Linked DNA regions of Homo sapiens: regions 2, 3 and 4 are each linked to region 1. Evidence: chromatin loops called from intact Hi-C (ENCODE). Cell type or tissue: heart right ventricle. All regions are shown on one strand. Region 1 overlaps RUVBL1 (RuvB like AAA ATPase 1). Region 2 overlaps RPN1 (ribophorin I). Region 3 has its middle 37 kb from the start of DNAJB8-AS1. Region 4 overlaps EEFSEC (eukaryotic elongation factor, selenocysteine-tRNA specific).

What was found. Hi-C counts contacts between places; a loop is a spot of excess contacts. Peaks named below come from ENCODE experiments on the same cell type or tissue, not always from the same donor. Only the 100,000 strongest peaks of a DNase experiment are listed, where the experiment ranks them.
Region 2: it touches region 1 in a loop (2.4-fold over the local background); 53 of 110 quality-filtered maps call a loop at or near these places.
Region 3: it touches region 1 in a loop (2.6-fold over the local background); 15 of 110 quality-filtered maps call a loop at or near these places.
Region 4: it touches region 1 in a loop (3-fold over the local background); 26 of 110 quality-filtered maps call a loop at or near these places.

What each region holds. Positions count from the first base shown.
Region 1 is chr3:128,093,123-128,098,122 of GRCh38, forward strand. RUVBL1 (RuvB like AAA ATPase 1) reads right to left here. Exons shown (of 11, transcript NM_003707.3): 8 at 4,178-4,376. Among named protein-coding and RNA genes, the nearest start is that of RUVBL1-AS1, 20 kb to the left of the region's middle. In heart right ventricle, a CTCF peak has its summit at 2,200 (motif pointing right); a DNase peak (open chromatin) is centred at 2,199; H3K27ac peaks cover 575 bases.
Region 2 is chr3:128,615,305-128,620,304 of GRCh38, forward strand. It overlaps RPN1 (ribophorin I), which reads right to left. Exons shown (of 10, transcript NM_002950.4): 10 at 4,665-5,000. Among named protein-coding and RNA genes, the nearest start is that of RPN1, 33 kb to the right of the region's middle. RefSeq lists enhancers at 2,516-2,805, 2,599-3,110, 2,826-2,875. In heart right ventricle, a CTCF peak has its summit at 2,507 (motif pointing right); DNase peaks (open chromatin) are centred at 1,743 and 2,517; H3K4me3 peaks cover 2,355 bases; H3K27ac peaks cover 1,841 bases.
Region 3 is chr3:128,424,222-128,429,221 of GRCh38, forward strand. It overlaps a transcript of EEFSEC not described here. Among named protein-coding and RNA genes, the nearest start is that of DNAJB8-AS1, 37 kb to the right of the region's middle. RefSeq lists enhancers at 1,989-2,188, 3,267-3,825, a cis regulatory region at 2,061-2,741 and silencers at 2,189-2,498, 2,529-2,578. In heart right ventricle, a CTCF peak has its summit at 2,265 (motif pointing right); a DNase peak (open chromatin) is centred at 2,272; H3K4me3 peaks cover 737 bases; H3K27me3 peaks cover 645 bases.
Region 4 is chr3:128,320,203-128,325,202 of GRCh38, forward strand. All of the region lies in intron 4 of EEFSEC (eukaryotic elongation factor, selenocysteine-tRNA specific), which reads left to right. Among named protein-coding and RNA genes, the nearest start is that of DNAJB8-AS1, 140 kb to the right of the region's middle. RefSeq lists a silencer at 4,664-4,958. In heart right ventricle, CTCF peaks have their summits at 2,035 (motif pointing left) and 2,235; DNase peaks (open chromatin) are centred at 2,039 and 3,659.

The DNA of each region.
Region 1 (5,000 bases):
TTAAATAAGATACACTATTAAATATTCCATATAATAGAATACTATTCAGCTGGAAAAAGAAATAAGTACTACGCATGCTACAGCATCATGCTAAGTGAAAGAAGCCAGTCACAAAAGACCAGATTATATGGTGCTATTTATACAAAATTTCCAGAAAAAGCAAATCTATAGAGACAAAATTGATTAATGGTTGCCAGTGGATGGGGGTAAGGGTGCAGAAGGGGACGATGACTATTGATGGGTATAGTTTCTTTTTGGGGTGATGAAAATGTTCTAAAATTGACCGTGGTGATGGTTGCACAACTCTGTGAATACACTAGAAATCACAAAAAAAAACTGTATTTTATATGAATTATGTCTCCATAAAGTTGGTTTTTTTTTTTGTTGGAACACTATCTGCCACAGGGTTACACTGAGCAGAGTCCATACTGTTTCTTAAGTCTTGATGTTTTGGTGCAACAAAGTGACTTTCAGTGAGAAACTCCTACAAGAACTCCTAATCCCAGGGAGCTATACCTCAATATGAAGAGAAAATCTCCCAGTTTTCAAGCTGGGATCAGTGCTGGGCTCTCATCTAACAGTTCAGGATCCTGAGCCTGGAAGGAAAGGGACTTCTTATGGTGGCAAGTTAGGGAGGAGCCAGGCAAGAAGGCAACAGAGCTTTGCCTCCCTGTCATCCATGGATGGACCCTTCCCAGAAGGAGCCTGGAGCATCAAGAGGACCAGGGACAGGTGCTTCTTCTAGAACGGCTCCCACATCAGCTGTCCACAGGGAGAGGTGACCTAAAGGACTTGGGGGCTGCTTGTCAAGGTCAGGAGGGGCTATGAAGAGGCTTCATGCCTTGCTGGGTTCTCAGAGATCCCTGAGGCCAAGCCATGTCCACAGAGCAGACCAGGCAGGGGCATGAAATCAGCTTCCAAGAGGGCAATACTCTAGGGCTGGCCTGGGTGATAACTTTGCACTCACTTTTTCTACTCTTCACATAATTCTGCAAAAAAGGTGCTGATATTCCCATTTCCTGATGAGGATGGTAAGATTCAGAGAGGTCAAGGAACTCGCCTGGGTCATGAGCTTCCACGTGACTCCAATGCCTGTAATTTTTCCATGTGGGAACCAGGCTTGTGCTGAAATGCATGCTCCATAAAACACAATGGCCATCAGAGAGTGGGCTCACTTCTGAGGCTCAATCCACAAGGGTCATTTACACAGGGAGGGGTGAGCGGCAAGAAGCCGAGAGGGAGCGTACACTACCTGGGAAAGAACACTCCTAGGAGGCTGCATTTTCACGGCAATCTGTTGTCAGCATCCAACAGTTCCCCACTGCCACCTCCAGGCAGCACCCCGTCAAAGCTCCATCCCCGCTCACAGCCCAGGGTCCACTGGGAAGCGGTGTGGGAGAGCAGTGAGAGCATGGAGTTTGGACCCAGACGTTCCTCTGGGCTCAGGTTCCAGTGGCAACACTTTCTAGCCTATGGCCTGGGCAGGTAACCTCCCATTTGAGTCTGGAGATAACCTCAACTGCTCACAGGGTTGTCAGGGTGTCCTGGGAGGACATGAGATGGCCCATGTAGAGTGCTCTGTATAGTTTCTGACACACAGGAAGCCCTCAGTTAGTCACCTCCCTTCCCCCTCTCTTTCCTTCGGAGCTCTAGAGATCAGATGTGGTTCTGGGGGGTAAGGAAGCCCTGTAGTTCCCCTCTAGGGGTGGAGTCTGTGGGAAGCATATCAGATGGCTATTATTGTTGGCTATTACTTTTTTCATTACCATGTTGACATTATTATCACCACTACAACAAATTTCCTACTAGAACATAGTGCCAAAATTCTCTTCCAAAGCAAACAACCGAATCTGCGTTACCTGAGCCGACCTGCCTAAAAATCCATGTTCTGAGTGTCTTCCTTCCACTTGAGTAACTACAGTCTAGCAAGGAGTCTCCACAACCTCTAGCAGCCCTTGATCAAATCAGCCCAGATGGGGCTGGGGCCAAATCTCCCGGGTCTCAGGCTGACCAGAGCTTTGTCTCCACTGAGCAGGTTCTGAGATCAAGGCCACCTTTCTGTGCACCTTAGTCCTGAGTGGGATGGGACTGAGAGACCTTACTTCTGAGACGAGAGATGCCAGGCTCTGCAGGTATGGGCTGGGCTGGGTTCCCTACTGTGGAGGGAGGGAAGCCTATTAGCAGAGCTCCCCAGCAGGGGGCACCATCTGTCCAAGGCTGAGCCCTTTCACCAACTGCACTGTCAGGCTTCAGCCTGGCCTAGCCAAGGCTAAGCAAGTCCAGACAGCCACAGGCATGCCAGGCATACCAGCCATAAGGCCCACATGCATCTGTCTCCAGAAGCTGCCCAAGTAGCCATGCTGGATCTGGCACACACTTTCTCTCCAAGACTTAGGAAGCACTTATGACAGTGGTCTTGTCTAGAGAGCATCACGGACGGGGATTCAGAGTAGCTACAAGATGCTGCCACATGGACTTGAATCACGCATTCGATTCCTAATTGCAAGTGAAAGAAACCGCCTGAGGGGGAAGGGCTGTTGCTATACTGCAGTGCTCACAGCACTACAGAACCCCCATTGTGGGGCTTACCCAGAGCCAGCAACACCAGAGTTTGCATGTTTTGTTTTTTTTTAATTATTTTTAGAGATGAGGTCTCACTGTTGTCCAGGTGGGAGTGCGATAGCTATTCACAGGTGCAATCATTGCACACTACAACCTTAAACTCCTAGCCTCAAGCAATCTTCCCGCCTCAGCCTCCCAGAGAGTACACTACAGGTGCATACCACTGTGCCCAGCTTGGACAGTCTTAATAATAAAGCTTCTCTATTAAAAGCAAACTAAAATCTTAGATAGGGCCCACCATCATTCAGAGCTGAGTTAGGCAAATCAGCAGTTTTTATTTCAAACTCAGTTTGGCTCCAGCTGTGTCCTGAGATACTCATGGGCCACAGGGTGTCTTTCTAACTCCCACTGCCTCCACTGCCCTGAGCATGCAGCCTCAGGGACTTTGTCCCCACACTACTCTATTGCAGGCTTGAAAACAGGCCCCTCATCACCCACCTTTGTGCCCCCAGCACTGCAGAGACCAGGCACTAATGTTTAAACAAGATCACAGAAAACCAAAAGAGCAATAAAACTACCAGGTACTGGGAATACTGACACTGGGCTTGAGAGATGGGAAGATGGGGTGTTCTCCAGGACCACGAGCGTGGAGAGTGCTTAGGAGAAAAAGCAACCGCAGGAAAGTTCCTGGCCCAGCTTTGGGCCAATCTTGGCAGGATGAGCACCGTATGAACACTTGTCTTCCAGGGGTCAACATCTGCCCTTCCCAAAGGCAGGCCAAAGGGATGGGAAAGAGTGGAGCGGGAGGATGGAAAGACACCAGTGTGGTTCAGAGGTCTGGGATAGAAAGAAAATGCTGGGGCCGGGCGTGGTGGTTCATGCCTGTAATCCCAGCACTTTGGGAGGCTGAGGCGGGCAGATCACGAGGTCAGGAGATCAAGACCATCTTGGCTAACACGGTGAAACCCTGTCTCTACTAAAAATACAAAAAAATTAGCCAGGCGTGGTGGTGGGCAACTGTAGTCCCAGCTACTCGGGAGGCTGAGGCAGGAGAATGGTGTGAACCCGGGAGGTGGAGCTTGCAGTGAGCCGAGATCGCGCCACTGCACTCCAGCCTGGGCGACACAGTGAGACTCTGTCCCCAAAAAAAAAAAGAAAGAAAATGCTGGTTTTGTTATCAGAAGGAGCTGGGTTCTTATCCTGTCTTTACGATGAGGGACAAGTTATGATTCCAGTTTCCTTATTTGAAAAATGACGCCAATAATGCCTACCTCTCAGAGCGCAGATGAAGACTGAAGACGTTCATGTGTATAATGTCATCAAAGGCTAGCCCTGTCTGATCTCACCTTTGTACACTCCAATTGAACGACCAAATTGTAGTATCACACCCAAAAGATCACGTGGGAGACCCTCCTCATGAGTGACAGGACAGCTGCTGCCTTTGGTGACTAGGGAAATGAGGCCAGAGGCAAGCCACTTGGCACATTTTCCCTCAAAAACAACATGACCTCCCCTCATCCCTGTCCCACCTCATGGGGTTTGGAGAGATCCTGAGGAACAAATGAGCCCAGATGGAAGTTAAAAAAGCCTTGTGGCTGGCAGGCAGCCATCCTACCTGATGACACAGTTGCCTCGGTTGGATGCAAAGATGACGATGGGAGCGATAGAAGACTCCAGGGCGCGGTGCAGGTAGGTGAAGCACTCAATGTCCAGCATGTGGACCTCATCAACAAACAGCACACCCGGGACCAGCTCAGCAATGCCCTGGTCGATGTACTTGTTCACCACCTTATTAATCTCCCCTCGAAGTTTGTCTAGGAGATGCAAGGATGGGCAGGCAAGGTCAGCACAGGGCTGGGGGAGACTATCGCCTTTTCTCCTCCACCTGAATTCAATCCAAACCCATGCTAGGAGCCTAGTTTTCCTACTAGCTATGTGATCCCAGACAGGGTGTGTCCCCACTCCAGGTTTCAGTGTCGTCATCTGAACACAGTGATAATCACACCTAAAAGGTCACAAAATTGGCAGCCTCCCCCAAAAGATGAGTTTGGTTAAATGTAAAAAGGTTGCACAGGTGTTCTGCATGGGAATCCCTTCACAGCACACGCTCACTGCTGTCACACTCCCTACCATGCCTTATCACTTCCCACATACCCAATCTAGCTCTGTCTGATCTGGGAGACATTGGAGTTTGGGAGCCCTGGGTGAAATGAGTTTTCACATGCAAATTTACCTGTTCTATACTCAGTAAATGACCCTTTCTTTTGGTCCCATACAACAATGCTTAGGTTAATTAACTTTCAATCAAGTGCCTGGACTAAGGAAGTGGGTGCTTTTAGAATCCTGAGCAGAAACCTTTGAGGAATGAAAGGCTCTGAAGAAAGGCCCAATCTCAGAGCTCCTAGAGGGATGAGTCTCTCAAAAGTTACATAACCCAG
Region 2 (5,000 bases), 520 kb after region 1:
CCAGGCTGGAGTGCAGTGGTGTGATCATAGCTCACTGCAGCCTCAACCTCCTGGGTTCAAATGATCCTCCCAACTCAGCCTCCCAAAGTGTTGGGAGGACATTTATAAAGTCCACTGCACTCAGTTGAAGATATTTGTTGAATGAATGGATGTGCTGCCTCTGTTTAAACTCTGCTGAAATAGAGCACCCAGTGTAGGGAGGCAAACAGTCCATTCCACTTCAGAAAGCAGTGTCCAGTAGTGTAAGGTAGGGACATCTCAGCCCACCTGGAGAATAGGGAAGGCTGCCCAGGAGGCGAAGCTTGAACAGGTCTTTGCTGATCTCCTCAGTGCTAATGAAGGCACAGTCTCTCAGGGCTCTCCCATGAGATCACTGCCTTAAGCCCTCAATCCCACCCAATCCTGCTCTACTGGGATCTATTCACTGGCCCCTTCTCTCCTGGATCTTCAGCCTTTATGTCCCTGTTACCTCCTTCCTTCCCATCAGCATTTGAACAGGCTCCTGTCCTTCCCACTGCTACAGACTGAATGTCTGCATCCCCCCAGAATTCTTATGTTGAAACCTAACCCCCAATGTGAAGCATTAGAGGGTGGCACCTTTGTGAGGTGATTAGGCCATGAGGGTAGAGCCTTCATGAATGGACATTAGTGCCCTTATAAGATACATCCGAGAGTTCCCTCATCTCTGCCACCATGTGAGGACACGAGAAGGTGCTATCTTTGAACCAAGCAGCAGGACCTCTCAACACCAAATCTGCCGGTGCCTTGATCTTGGACTTCCCAGCCTCCAGAACTGTAAGAAGCAAATTTCTATTTATAGCTACCCAGTCTATGGTATTTTGTTATAGCAGCCTTAACAGACTGAGACACTCGTCTTAAATCTTTCTGGATTCTATCCCCTGAGTGGAAGTCAAAAAAGGAGTCTGGGCTCCTCCCTCCCCACCAACCCCCACAAGCAAATCCTTCAGATGCTGCGATGGACCCTCCTGATGGCCCTACCTTCTGACTTGCCTTTCCTGATGCCCAGCACTTCTGCTGTCTGCTCCCTTCTGTGTCCCCTGCATTTAGTCCTGGGCCTGTCACACCACATATGGAACTAAGGGCCTGATGGAAGCTGAGACCCTAAAGGGCTGGGCTGGGGGCACCATGAAGGGGTTGGCCATGGTAGGGGACAGGCTGCATCATTCAGCTTTCGCTTCAGGTCTAGCCCAGTTTGAAGGTTCTCTCTTCCCTCCCTGTCATCTCCCACACCTGCCCAGGCAGGTGACAAAGCAGTCCCCAGATCCCAGGCCACCAGCCCCAGAACCAGGCCAGAGTCCCAGAGTCAGGCCCAGCTTCAAAATGGCGCCAGGCCTCATCCAAAGCATCAGGCCTTTGCAGAGGGCCCTGGGGTACACTCGGGGGCATTTCCTGTCTGAGCCTGCGGCCCCCAACCGCTGGCAGCATGGGCTTCCGGCGGGGCTGCGGCCGGGGCCTGCACTATCAGCTCGGCACCAGACGCCCGGTCAGGATACTTGTGGTGAAACTGTGAGGGCGCACTGGGTCCTTTGGGGTTTTCTCCCATGACAGCCTCCAAGACAAATGGAAGAGAGAAAGTGACACCCAGCCCTTCTTCAGCCGTGTTTTCCCCTCCCTGAGCCAGGGTCCAGGTTCAAGGCTGGGGGACTGCCATGAGGCCACCTATGACTACAGGGACATCCCAAAGCTGCAGCCATGGAAGCAGCCAGGGCCAGGCCACTAGGGTCAGGCATCTTGGCCAAGGCTGGACAAAAGGCACTGTGGCCTGGGGATCTGAATGGGAGTGGGAGTGGGTGGGCCACTCCTATACGGCCACATGAGGGCCACAGAGAAAGTACGCTGGGTCTGAGACTGAGAGGTGTCAGGTGTCTGGGGCATGTCACCTTGCGCCAAGGGATGCCCAGCCTGAACCTGGCTTTACACCTAGGGCCCCACTTCACCTCCTCCCTGAGATTTACAAGGGGGAAACTGAGGCCCTGTTTACTACTGGGGAAACCGAGGATCAGGGAAGCGCAGGGCTGCGCGTGGCGTAGGGCGCTCTGTCCCAGCAACCAAAGGATGTAAGCCCGTAGGTGGGGAGGGCAGCACCGGATGCCCCACTGGGCCCAGGGATGCACCCACCACAGGATGCTGGGGGAGCCACCGGCCTTGGCCAGCCCAGCTAGCCCTGTGGCTTTCCAGGGCAGCTGAGAGCCCAGGTCCCCATGGCTAAGCCCCTCAGCAGCCCAGTGGTCCTGAGCCCGCCGACCCCAGACCCAGTCCTAGTCCGGCCAGAGGAGGCCGTTTACGAGCCCACACCCGTAGGTGGCGCCACAGCCGGAGAATTGGCTTTGGTTCTGTTGGAGCCGCGCCGCCTTTAAATTAGCCCCACGCATGCGCGACTTTTCTAGCCCGAGCCCGCCGTCTGCGCCTGCGATTTCGCCCATACTCCCCGGTGCCCGCCTCGTGACGTGCCGCAGTGTTACGAAGGGACACCAGGGCGCAGGCGCAGCTCGCTCCTCAGGCCTGCGAGAGGCCCGCCGGCCCAGCAGAGGGCGCCCACCAATCTGCACGCGGGCCCAGCGAGTTATCTTGATTTCGGCCAAGCTTTCTGACTGCTCCAAAAAACGAAGAAAAAGATTCAGGGAGAGTAAGAGGATGAAGAGAGCTGGTGAAGCAGCTGACCAAATGGCCCGAGGTGGTATGCAGCCGCGGTAAAGCAGGGCCCCTCCGTGAGGCACAGCCGCCCGGGGGTTCCCTAGGGGAAGCAGGGGCTGCGGCAGACGCCTCTCGGGCAGGTCAGGGTATGCACCCTCCCGCAGGGGCTCCCAAGGCCGGGCGTGCGTGAGGCCAGGTCCACGGGCACACCACTGTGAACACTGATTAAACGTGGCCTCCACGGCTTCCAACCCCCAGGACAGGACCAACCCTCTGCCCCCGGCTCAGGCCAGAGCTCGGCGAGACCGTCGCTGTTTAACAAGCATTTGCTATACGCCACCTTGCATTATGACAGCATGTGACCCACACAGCCATCCTAGGAAGCAGGTAACAGCCCTACTCCATTTTGCACGGAAAGACTTGCCTGAGGTCACAGAGAGCGGCAGGCCTGGGATTTCCATCCAGGGATCCGACTGCAGAGCACGACTCTGGAGGGTCTTCCTTCTTGCTCCTCCCATCCTTCCACTGTCCTTGGATCCCCCATTTTCCCCCTGCACAATCTCCTAATCCCTATGTTCAACTTCTCATTTTCAACTGGATCTTTCCCAATGGCATTCAACACACTTGGTGTCCCCAACCTTAGAGTAGAACATTCAAGCAGCACAGCCTCCTGAAGGCCCTCACTCATCCCTTTCCCAGCCTGTTTGCGAAATGCTTTGTCAGGACTCAAAGTTAAGTCTCACTTCCGTCCAATTCCCATCCCCACACCAACACAGTTCTCAAGTCACCAATGGGTAAAAGGCTTCAGTGATCCACTCCTACAGCCAAAAGGCACTGCTCGGTCTCTTCAGCCTCAGATGGTTCACTCCTGGAAACATTTTTCCACTTGGCTTCATGACACCACAGTCCTGGTCTTTCTCGTCCCAGGTAAGGAGAGTCCTGGTCTTTGTCAACCCAGGTGGCCACTATTACTTTGTCGTCTTAATATTCAGTTCTGGATCTCTTCTTATTCTATACCCTTCCTAGGCACTGTCCCCTCCCACAGCCTCCTTCTCACCTTTTCCATAACCATGTCTAGGCCCGGCAGCCCCACATTTACCACTTGCACACCAGACCTTATAATTCCAGGCCTGAATATCCACCTGCCCAGGGACACTCCCACTTGGATGTCCCGAGCACCTCCATTTTGCCATGTCTGAAACAGAATTCAGCATCAGTTCCTCACAACTGGTCTTCTACAGACTTCCCCAGTAATCCCTCAACCCACCTGCCAATATTTAAGCTGTTTGTAAGCCACTCATGCAAACATTCAATAACCCAACTACGTGTCATAGATTGGTCTGAACACCTAGCTGTTAACATAAAGATGAGCATAAAAGACAAAACCCCTGCCCTATTGAAGCTAGTTCAGTAATCACACACATTCCAACCGTGGTATATGAGGTGGAGAAGAGGTACAAAGGAAAACGAGAGGGTACCACAGGACTTGACTGAGTGTGGCAGGCCACGGATGGCTCCCTGACACAGTAACCTTAAGTAACACATCCTGAGGCTGAGCAGGAATTCATTAGGTGGAGACAGGGAGCGAACTCCTGCAGAGAGGAAAGAGGGGCAGAAAGCCTGGCACTCACTGGCACTGTCGATTCCCCACATGACCTTTCAATCCCTTGCCTCTTGAGAGGAACCATCTCTGCTTTGCTCATCACTGTTTCCTTGATGCTGAGTAAAACATGACTCACAGGAAGGATGCAAAAACTACAAAAATGGAGGCCTCACTCCACTACTCCATTCTGTGACATAAGCCACGTCAACTCTTTCAACACTCTGGCACCACTTTCAACACTCTGGTACTAGAATAACTCAGTGTTCTAATATGTAAAATGTAAATGCTTGCCTTGCAAACCTGCTGAGAAGCAAATCCATTATTTAATGAATAAAAAGCACTTGATAAAAGCACTATTCCCAAAATTAAGAATTAAATTATGAGAGATCTTCAACAGACCAAAAACAAATGTTCACAGTCCCTGCTTTATTTCCATTTGTTCACACACGCTTTAAAAAAAAAAAAAAAAACACATGCACTCACACAATACCCAAACATCAGAATTAGAAGGGCATAAAACAGGGGGCTTTATAGGCTGAAAAATATCTTAGACTTCAGAACAGAATACCAATCAAATATTGAAAATTCCTTTGTTCAAAACACAAAGATGTTTTGTTTTTAATGGGAGTTTTTTTAAAGTTTTCTTTTTTTAAAAAAAAAAAAAAAGAAAGTTAAGGACAAACGGCAAACTCACACTGCCTGACGCAGGGCCTGGTTTCTCTTCCTTGAAGGCCTTTTACAG
Region 3 (5,000 bases), 330 kb after region 1:
CCCCAAGCCTCAGTCTGCTCTTCTCCTCAATGGGCAGAAAGTAACCTGCTTCCCAGGGCTGCAGAAGAGGCCAGTGGGGTTCTATGGTGGAATTCACTTTATTGTTGTTTTTAATTATTGTATTACTTATCTGGTTTGGGGGTGTTTTGGGTTTTTGTTTTGTTTTGTTTTGCTTTGTTTTAGGCAGTCTCACTCTGTCACCTAGGTTGGAGTGCAGTGGTGTGATCATGGCTCACTGCAGCCTCGAACTCCTAGGCTCTCATGATCCTCCTGCCTCAGCCTCCTGAGTAGCTAAGACTACACAGGCATGCACCATCATACTGCCTATTTTTTTTTCTTTATTGGTAGAGACATGGTCTCACTATGTTCCCCAGGCTGCTTGTGAACTCCTGTCCTCAAGTGATCTTCCTGCCTTGGCCTCTCAAAGTGCTGGGATTACAGGAATGAGTCACGGCACCCAGCCATTTATCATTTTTATTAAGGAAATAGTTCAAACATACGAAAAGTGCGCGGAGTATAATACAGTGAACCCCATGTGTCCATACCCACCACAACAAACTACTGACGCACGCAACAAAGTGAATGGAAGTAACAACCTCCGGGACCGTGTCTCCCGCCCCACCCCAATCTCCTCCCCCACTCCTCTCATCTTCTGTGGGCCAGTTCTAAAGCTCGTTCAGTCTAAGGTGGAGACTGCGGCGGAAGTGGTCTTTCTCAGGGAGGCAGTGGCGGGGTGGTCAGGGCCTCTCACCAAGCAGGTAGGACTGGTCAACTCCATGATTCTGAGAGTCTGCGACTCTGTGACTGGTTTTTAAAATTGTTGTTTGTCACATACAGTAAAAATCACCCCTTTAAACATGTAGCTCTGTGCGTTTTGAAAAACACATTCAGTTGTGTAACCCCTACCTGAGTCAAAAGAGAGAACAGGTGCACCCCCATGCTTCATGCCCCTGTGAAAGCACCCCTCGCACACCCGGCCCCAGCATTCACTCATCTCTTTTCCATCACTGTTGTTTTACACTTTCTAGAATGTCACATGAGTGGGATCACACTGTGTGTGGACTTTCCAGCAAGGCTTCCTGGCCTTGGGATTCATGCTTGTGGCTGCACGTCCCAGCAGCTCCTTGGGTCACTGAGCAGGGCCCCGAGGTGTGGCTGTGGACGAGCGGATGGATTCACCTGCGGAAGGACACTCGGGCTGCTTCCAGTTTGGGGTGACTGTGACTAAAGCTGCTCCGAACACTCTTGTGGGGTTTTGTGTGAGCATCGGTGCTTCTCTCCCATAAGTAAACACCTCACCGTGGAAGGTCTGTGTTGTGTGGCGTGTGTTTTACTGCCACGCGGTTTCCCACCCCAGCTGCTGTCTGCATTCCCGCCTGACTGGGCATTTTACCTTTCACTCAACACATTCCCATCGGGCACCCACCCAGGCCAGGCGCGGTGCTCCCAGTGACGGAAATGGCCAGGATGAACGAGCTCTGCCCTCCTGGGCCCTCCTGGGCCCTCCTGTCCTGTGGGCAGCAGGCAAGAAACCAGGCAGCCTGGGGACACGCGGGACCATCTGGCTGTTGGCAAGGGCTCCAAGGGCATGAATTAGGGCAATGCTAACAGGGTGACTGGGGCGGGCCTTGCTGAGGTGAGTTTGAACCGAGATTAAGGCAGAGGGGCCATCCCATCCAAGATCCGGGGGAAGGGTTTCCAGGCGGGGGCCCAGCAGGTGCCAAGGCCCCGAGGTAGGTGAATCGTGTTATTATGCTGTGACTCAGCGACTTTTTGGATGAATGCTGAGTTCCAGGGACCTGCTAGAAACCTTACAGTCATCCCCTGTTCAATCCTCACAGCAGTCCTACGCAGGAGGGGCTACTGTCGCCCCCAGCTTACAGCAGAGCCACTCAGGTTCAGAGAGGTTGTCACCTGTCTCGCTGCACAGGCCACGCGGGGCAGAGCCAGCACTTGAACCCGGCGGGACTCATGGAAGTGCGCTGAACACCTGGATTCCCACCTCAGCTCGAATCCCTGCCTGCAGTCCTGCTGTGTGGCCCTGGGCAGGTCACAGGTCCTCTCTGAGCTTCCGCTTTCCCGTCTGTAAAACCGGGCTGGCGCTGCTGGCCTCGCAGCCCGCCGTAAGCATCCTGTGGGATGAGGTGTGAAAATGTCCTGGAACGGTGGGGCCCTTGCACGGTGGGGTGGGCACGCACCCATTCCGCCCCGAAGGGCCGTAGCCAGCCAGGCCCCCTCCTCGGCCCGCCGCGGGACTGCGCTGCCGCCAGGCGCCGACAGAGGGCAGGAGCGGCCCGCGCCCAGCGGCCGAGAGCGCACGGCAGGGCTGGCAGGGGCGGCCCCGGCGAGGCGCAGCGCGGGCGGGAGCCCGAATGTGGTCTCAGGACTGCGGCAAACACCTGTCGGACTGTCTGGGACGCACGACCTAGGGACACGGACCCAGTGCACGGTGTGGGGGAGGAGGTTAGCGAGGGATCCTGGGCCCACCCGTCTCCGGGCTACCCCACCCCTACCCCGCCAGTCCCCGCCATCCAGCGAGGTGCCCCGGGAGTCTCTCCGGGAGAGCGCTGGCCCCGGGTCTGCGAAGAGCCGGCCTGGGGGGCAGGGCCTTAGGCTCAAAGGCCGCCACGTCCCCACGTGGCTCTGAGCACCGGTGATGTGGCCGTCCAAGATGAGATATACCCAGGGCCCAGTACACCCCAGCTTCCAAAGGCCTTCTGTGACAAAGAGAGACTAAACAATCACACTTATCACCTTTTGTATTGAGCTGAAATAGTAATATTTTGGATCTACTGGGTTAAATAAAATATGAAAATTAATTTCATTTTTTCTTTTTAAAATTGTGGCTAAGATATAAAATTAGGTAGATGGCTCTCACCTGCCGCTTGTGTTCTGTCTCTACAGGACAGGCCTAAGTTGGATGTCTGTGTTATCCCATGTAATCCCGTCCAACTCTCCCAGTGAGGCGTTTACTGTTATTACCTATCCCATTCTACAAACGGGGAAGCTGAGGCGCTGAGCAGTGATGTGACTTGCTCAGGGTGGGTTATGGGCACACACCCAGCAGTGCCCACCCCATGCCCATGTGTACCACACACAAATATTCATAACACATGCAGGGGCCCAGACTGTCAGTGCCAGAGTCCACGGGTAAGATGGAGAGACCCTGAACACAAACACGCTGCCAGCCTCCCAGCTCATACACAAGCGTCACCTGTGCACACCCAGTCTTGTGACAGCGTCAGGAGCACACACATCCACACTGCTGTTCCCAGACCCCCTGCTCACGCCCATGCACACACACCTACAGGTGTGCTGGTCTTCGAGGCAGGCAGTGTGGCCAGCCTCCCTCATGGCCCACAGTGCCATCCAGAAGACTGTATGGGGCCCTGCTGCTGACTGGCTGGTGGGCTCGAGACCCGCCAGACAGTCAGGCCCCTACTCACCTAGGGCTTGGAAAGGGGGCCCTGGCTGAGACTCCATCTGTGTCTGGGGGAGCCAGACCCGAGGGGAGTGAGTGGGCCTACGCGGAGCTCCTGCCCTCCCTGCGCCTGCCTGCCACCCTTCTGTTGAGGGCCCTTCCTCCTGGCTGCAGCCATTTGCATAAAGCTCCCAAGCCCAAGGATCACATTACATGGAGGCCTGATGATAATCTTTGTTGAAATAATATTTAACACATGCTGCACTTTTAATTAACTATCTGAATAATCTCAAATTAATACCAGAGCTTTAAAAATAAGTTTTCATTTTCGCGTTTGGTAACATAATAGCGGCCCGGCTGGCCCGTTTCCCCCTTCTTTGATTTAATTAAAAGCCCTTTTGTGTGTCTCTTGTCACTTCAGAAATGGACAAAAGCCCCCATGTGGGCCAGCCAGGGCTCCTGCTCGGGGTCCAGGTCTGAGGCCAGGGCCAGGGTCAGGGGTACTTAGGGGCCCTGAGGGCAGGTCCTCCACTGAAGCTCCCAGCCTGGCTCTGGCAGTGCCACTGAGGGAGGCCACACATCACACACACTTTTGCCCAGGGACACTGGGGCACGGTCACAGAGGCCAGCAGGCTGCCTCCCATGCATACAGACACACGCTAGAGGCAGGTGGCAATCTCCGTCCCTCGTCCATAACACACACCGGCCAGGCTCTGCAAACATGCCCACCAGACCCATGAGCCTCACGTACCTTCACGCATGCATGTGCACACACACAAAGTCACAGTCACATATACACCATTTGGGAATTGACAACCAGAGCCATTCTGGGCTTGGCATTAACAATTGGCATTCTAAGTCCAGATCCAAGAAACCTGGGGAGCTGCCTGGCCCCGGTGCATGACCCCTGCCCCAGAGTGTGTGATGTGTGTGTCTGTTGCTTCTCTCTCTCCCTGTCCTAACCTGTTGGTTCTGTCTCTGCACCTCTGTCGCAGGCTCAGGACCCCGAGGCCCGCCAGGTGGGCAGCCTCCTGGGGCTGGGTGTGTTTCCCCACTAAGTCTGCTTTCACTCGCAGGTTTCCTCCTGGACCTGAGGAGCAGGCAGGGGTCCTGGGGGCTTCTGCCTTGCCCCTGCCCTGGCAAGCCAAGCCCTCTTCTGAACCCGAGATAGACCAAGGGAAGCTTCCCCAGGCAAGCAGCCCCAGCCAGTCCAGCAGGGAAACTGAGTCCCTACGGAGGCTTAGTTTTCTCCAACAGGTCCAGGTTGCCAGGTGTCTCTCCACTTGGGGGGCCTGAGGCCTTGGGGAACTGTGTGGGAGGGGGTACAAGCCAGACCCACCACAGAGCCTGGAGTCTTGGCAGGGAAAAGTGGAGGTCCCTGGGAGGGTCTGTGCTTCCCGCTGAGGTCCTTGGAAAGCTGGGGGAGGGAGCTGTCGATTCCCCCAGCGACAGGGGCCAGCAGTGAGGCCGACCTGGCCAGGGGTGGAAGCAGCCACCACCTCCAGCTGACTCGTTCCATCGACAAACCCCAGGGAACTGGGTCTGTGCTGGATGAACATATTGGGCCCTGTGTCCTCGT
Region 4 (5,000 bases), 230 kb after region 1:
GGCTTGTAGGCTTCAAGGGCACTGGGGCAGAGCGCCACTCCTCTGAGTCTTTTCTTGATGCCAGTGCAGCACACAGCTTATCTCTTTTACTTTCATTGTCACCATAATCCAAATGAAGTTGGGATGCTCATCTCCATTTTATTGATGATAAAATAGTAGCAGTAGTAGTTTTAATCGCTAATTTATATTGAACAACTTCTAATTTTTAAAGATACCATGCTAATCATTTCACGTGGATTATCTCAATGTAACCTCACAAATGCCCAATTAGTTAGGTACATTTTCCATTTAAGGGAACTTAGAGAGGTGACATCCCTGGCCTGGGGTCACGTAGCTAATATGAAGGATTTGAACCCAAGAAGTCTGACTTGAAAACCTGCCTTCCTAACCACTGTGTTATGAGGAGAAAAGGTTGCTTGCCATCAATTGCTCATTTACTGAACTGTTGTTAGCACTGGCAGCGTACCAGGCCCCCTTCTGGGTGTGGCAGATGCAAAGATGAATTAGAGTGACCATTCTCTCGAGGAGGTCCCTGTAGGACAAACAAGCAAGGCGGTAGCCACTCCACCAGTGTATAAGTGTTAGAACTGGCTTGGCCCTATGAGGAAGATAGGAGGTTTGCAGACTCCTGGACGGGAGCTTCCTGGGCTCATGCCCCACTCCGTCACTGCTGGACTAGTGGCCTCTGGCTAGTCACCCAAACTCTGGGCCCCAGTTTGGTCACCTGTACAATGCAGGACATAACGGGACCTACCTCTTAGGCTTGCTGTGAGGATTGAGTAGGTTAATCCATGTGAGCTTATAGAACACTGCCCAGTGCTGATGACCTGAGTGGAGGTGGCGACAAAGGCAGGGATGGCACAAATATGTGTGGGAGGCCCTGGGGGTGCCAGGCAGCCTTGGAAGGCTGCTGAGAGGCAGTGGAGCTTCAGAGAGACTGGGAGAGGCAGGGTCAGGCAGGCCAAGGTGGGAGACAGGTGGGAAGCTCTGGGGGAGAGTGCTGTGCTCCCGGGATGGGCTGGGGCAAGGAGCTGAGCCAGGGCCCTGTCAGAGCTGGCTTGGAACTGGCTTTCTGCTTGTGTGTTTTCAGATTTATAATTGCTCTCATGTGCCAGGCTTACATTTTCTGAGAGGGAAGAAGAGCTGCCCCAGCTGCTGCCAAGTTCTGCCTCCATGAGCTGGCCCTCAGGGGGCAGCCACAGTGGGTGGAGAGGGGGAAGGACCCAGGCAAGGATTTTATGACCTGTCCCTCTCCCTTCCTGTTCAGGCCTCTGTCCCAGGCTTCACTCCCCCAGGACAGTCTCTGGGCAGACCACATGGGGTGCATCCTGCTAGCTAGGACACTGTCCTGACAGGCTGGAGGGGCCCCTGCTGCCTGCCCAGGCCACGGCACTCCTAGCCTTTCACTATGGGCGCCCGCCTGTCCCTGCACTGGCTTTCCCCTGCCTACTGTGCCCCTCATCCACCTTCCACCCAGGAAGGGCCTTCCCAGGAGCATGTATTCCATTCAGTAAGATAAGGTGCCAGCACTGGGCTGCCTGCTGGGTCTGCACTGGTGGCCCATCCTTGCCCCGATGGAATGTCCAGTGCCATGTGGAAGACAGACTTTAAACAACAGTGGGCCCTGTCACCACAAGTGGTGAGGCTGACCTGAGGAGCAGCCTCTGTGAGAAGACAGCAGGGGTTTAGAGGAGACTGGGGAGCCTCCCGAGGCAGTGAGCTGGGAGCTGAAGATGTCCAGATTGGCAGTGAGGGGAGAAGCAGTGAGTGAGGGCCAGCGTGGGGGAGCAGCAGTGCTCGTTCACACAGCAGCACCGCTCCTCTCTGTCCCCTCACTGAGTTTCCATCCTGGTACTCTAGGGCTACTTTGCCTTTCCCCAGGCTGGTACCCCTCTATAGCAGGAGCAGTTTCCCCATGAATTGAGAATCCCCAGTGCCCAGCTTGGGGCACATGTGTCAAGGAAGGAGCTTGCATTTGTCTCTCCTGGGGCTGTTGCCATGACGGCCCGTCCAGGTTCAAATCCCAGCTCTGCCACCTGCTGGCTGGGTGATGGCAGGCAAGTGACTGAAGCCAGCATGCCTGCGCCTACTTGCCCTGCAGCTTGTGGAGGGACCGTGTCCCTACCTGGGAGCCCCTCAGTGTGGTGCCCACATGGGGCAAGTGCTCAGTCAATGTTAGTTGCTGTCATTACTGCTGCCGACATCATCATCACGGTCATCACAATTGTCACCAACTCCCTCCAGGGAAAGTGTTGCTCCCAAAGGAAGCAAGGCTGACAGCCTGGTGGGGTTTCGAGGCTTTACTCTTGGGCCTTGAGAACCTAAAGACACTAAAGGCCACTCATCAGCTTCCTGTGGCATCCGTGGCCTGAATGGGCCCACCTTAGCCCAAAGTCCCATCCGTTAATGCATTGCCAGAACATGTGAGATTGTGAGCCGTTCAGACATGAGAGTAGCGGCTGAGCTGATGGGGCAGAGACTCAGAGTGGCCCTTAATGGTTGGTCACCTTCCCTGGGCCCTTTAAGGCTTTGGATCCAGAGCAGGAGGTGCCACAGGGGCAGTGAGAGCTGTGGGAGAGCTGGGGTCTGCAGCCCGAAGCACAGGGGTGGTTTGGACCTTGCTGCCACCCCGTCCCCACCTTTGCCCCTGCTGGTCCTCTGGTCTTTCTTTGCTTGACTGACATCCAGCTGTCACTTTGTTAGGAAGTACCCTCTGACTCTGCAGATTGGTGGGGGCTGCTTTTCTACCCCACCCCGGGGCAGAGTATTTCCTGGCATTTTCCCATTCAGAGTATTTGCTTAACATGTTTAAAGTATTTCCATTAACCTTAGCTACAACTGATAAAGTTTTAAGATATTTAATATTGACACCCCAACCTCAGGGTAATGACTTCTGAATGCATGACAGCTTTTGGGAAGAGCTGTCACATAAGTGGTGTATACTGGTTTCTGCACTTAGGGGTAGTTCACATACTTAGTTAGCTAAATCTCTCCAGATAACCAGGAAAACACTTGTCAGCCCTGAGCTTTGCTTGTACCTTTGGAGGGATCTCTTGCATATGGGAAATGGGAACTGCTGGCAGAAGCCGAGCCTCCTTTTGAGTCCATCTGGTTACCCAAGTTCTTGGAGCCGTTTTCTCCAGGCGGATTCCCTGAGGGTCAGACACAGTGGAACGAAGGGATCCTCCTTGGGCTGTGGTGGAGCCCATGCCATTCTGTCGGCTCTGGCCCGGAACTGACCTTTGTTATTTGAAGTGCTGGAAACAGCATACCTCACTTCACAGGTGCAGTGCTTCCCTGCCCTCCCAGCCCTAGTCTTTTAATTTCACTCTGTCAATCCTAACACGAATTACTCTTACCTGAGTGTTAGGTGCTGTGCTTGGCCTTGACTTCTCGCCATAGCCCCACGGGTGTTATTATCCCCTTTTTACTAACAAGGGAACTGGGGTAAAGAGCCCAAAGTTGGCCAGCCAGGAGGCAGTAGAACCAGCCAGCATGATTCGTTCCAGAGCTGGAGCACTTCCTCCCCTGAAGGAGCCAGCCCCCAGGGCAGATCATGGAGAGTAAACATGACCCTGGAAAATCACTTGGGCGGCTGCCATGTTGAATGCCAGCCCATCCTCTCAGTAGGGTCAGCCTGTGTTGGAGCAGCCTGGTGTTCCTTCAGCAGAGTGAGGATGCAGGATCAGAAGGTACAGGTGTATCTCTGAGTCTGAGCGCCTCCCCCCCTGTGGCAGGGGCTCCCTCAGCTGAGGCTTGCTGCAGAAACCAGACCGTTGAAGGGGCGGTGGGCTCCCCACTGGCCTCCATCTGCTCTGGGGAAGGAGGCACGTGTAGCCATGGACACGGACCTCTCACGGCCTGGGTCCCTCAGCTGAATTCATCCTCACCTTGCATACTCTTTGGTCTGGGGCTGGGAGTGGGGTGAATGCTATCATGTGCCCCAGGGCTGAATGCCGAAGGGCCAGCAGTTGAGTTTTCTACAGTGTCAGTTTTCCCAAGGGCAGTTAATTCCAAACCTCACTTTTATGTTAAAACAAACATGAATCTATTATGACATAGAATGCAAAGTTTCCATGAATCTTAAAGTCCAAAACTTGGTATTTCAAAGAATTTCTGTGCTTCTAGCAGTCAGCTTCAGGGATTTATTCTCCTCTGCCATGGAGTGGGGGGCTTCTCTGTGGGAAAGAGAAACACATCATGCTGTCTTTCAGGACTTCCTGGCCCTCCATGTGTTGGGGTGTCAGCACACTGTTTGCACTTGAGGATTCCAGGTCCCATGGAAAATACAGATTTCAGGTGGTTCAATGAATGCCTTACTCCATGGAGTTACTAAGCGCTTTCCCTGAGAGATCCCAGGGAGGAGAGAGAGAGATCCAGGAGGGGAAAGTTGCTCTTTTATTTTCTGATAGCCAACTTCCAACCCATTCCATCCTGCACGACAGAAGAGTGCACTTTCTACCAGCTGCTCTGCCCGCCTGTGGGGCACAGTTGTAGGCCTAGGGCTTTGCATGGTCTGGCTGTACCAGGCCCTCAATTCTTTTTGGTGGAGTTAATTCCAGGTGATTTGTTTGAGTTTAAGATTGAGACACTGAATGTTTCCTTAAAGTTTTAAATATGCTAATACTAAAGGCTAAACTTGGAAAATGAAAAAGAAGAAATAGAAAAATAGAGAGGAGAAAAACATCCTTAGCACAGGGTAACCTTCCTGTTGCTGTTGCCAGACCTCAAACTCAAGGCTGCCTCTCCGTCCCAGACAGACTGTACCTTGACCTCTATTTCATGGTTAGAAAGAAGCTTCATAACAAAGAGAGATAACGGCCAGTCCGTGCACTTGTTCTTCACACAGGCAGGGCAGGCCCCCAACATCCCTCGCTGGCCTACTCTCTGCCTGAAGGTGGGATGCATCATCCCAGAGTGGACCTGGAGCCCAGAGCTGTCACTGCTCCCCGTGCCATACAGTCTGTGCAGACCCAGCCAGGCTTTTGTTCCTGGGGAAG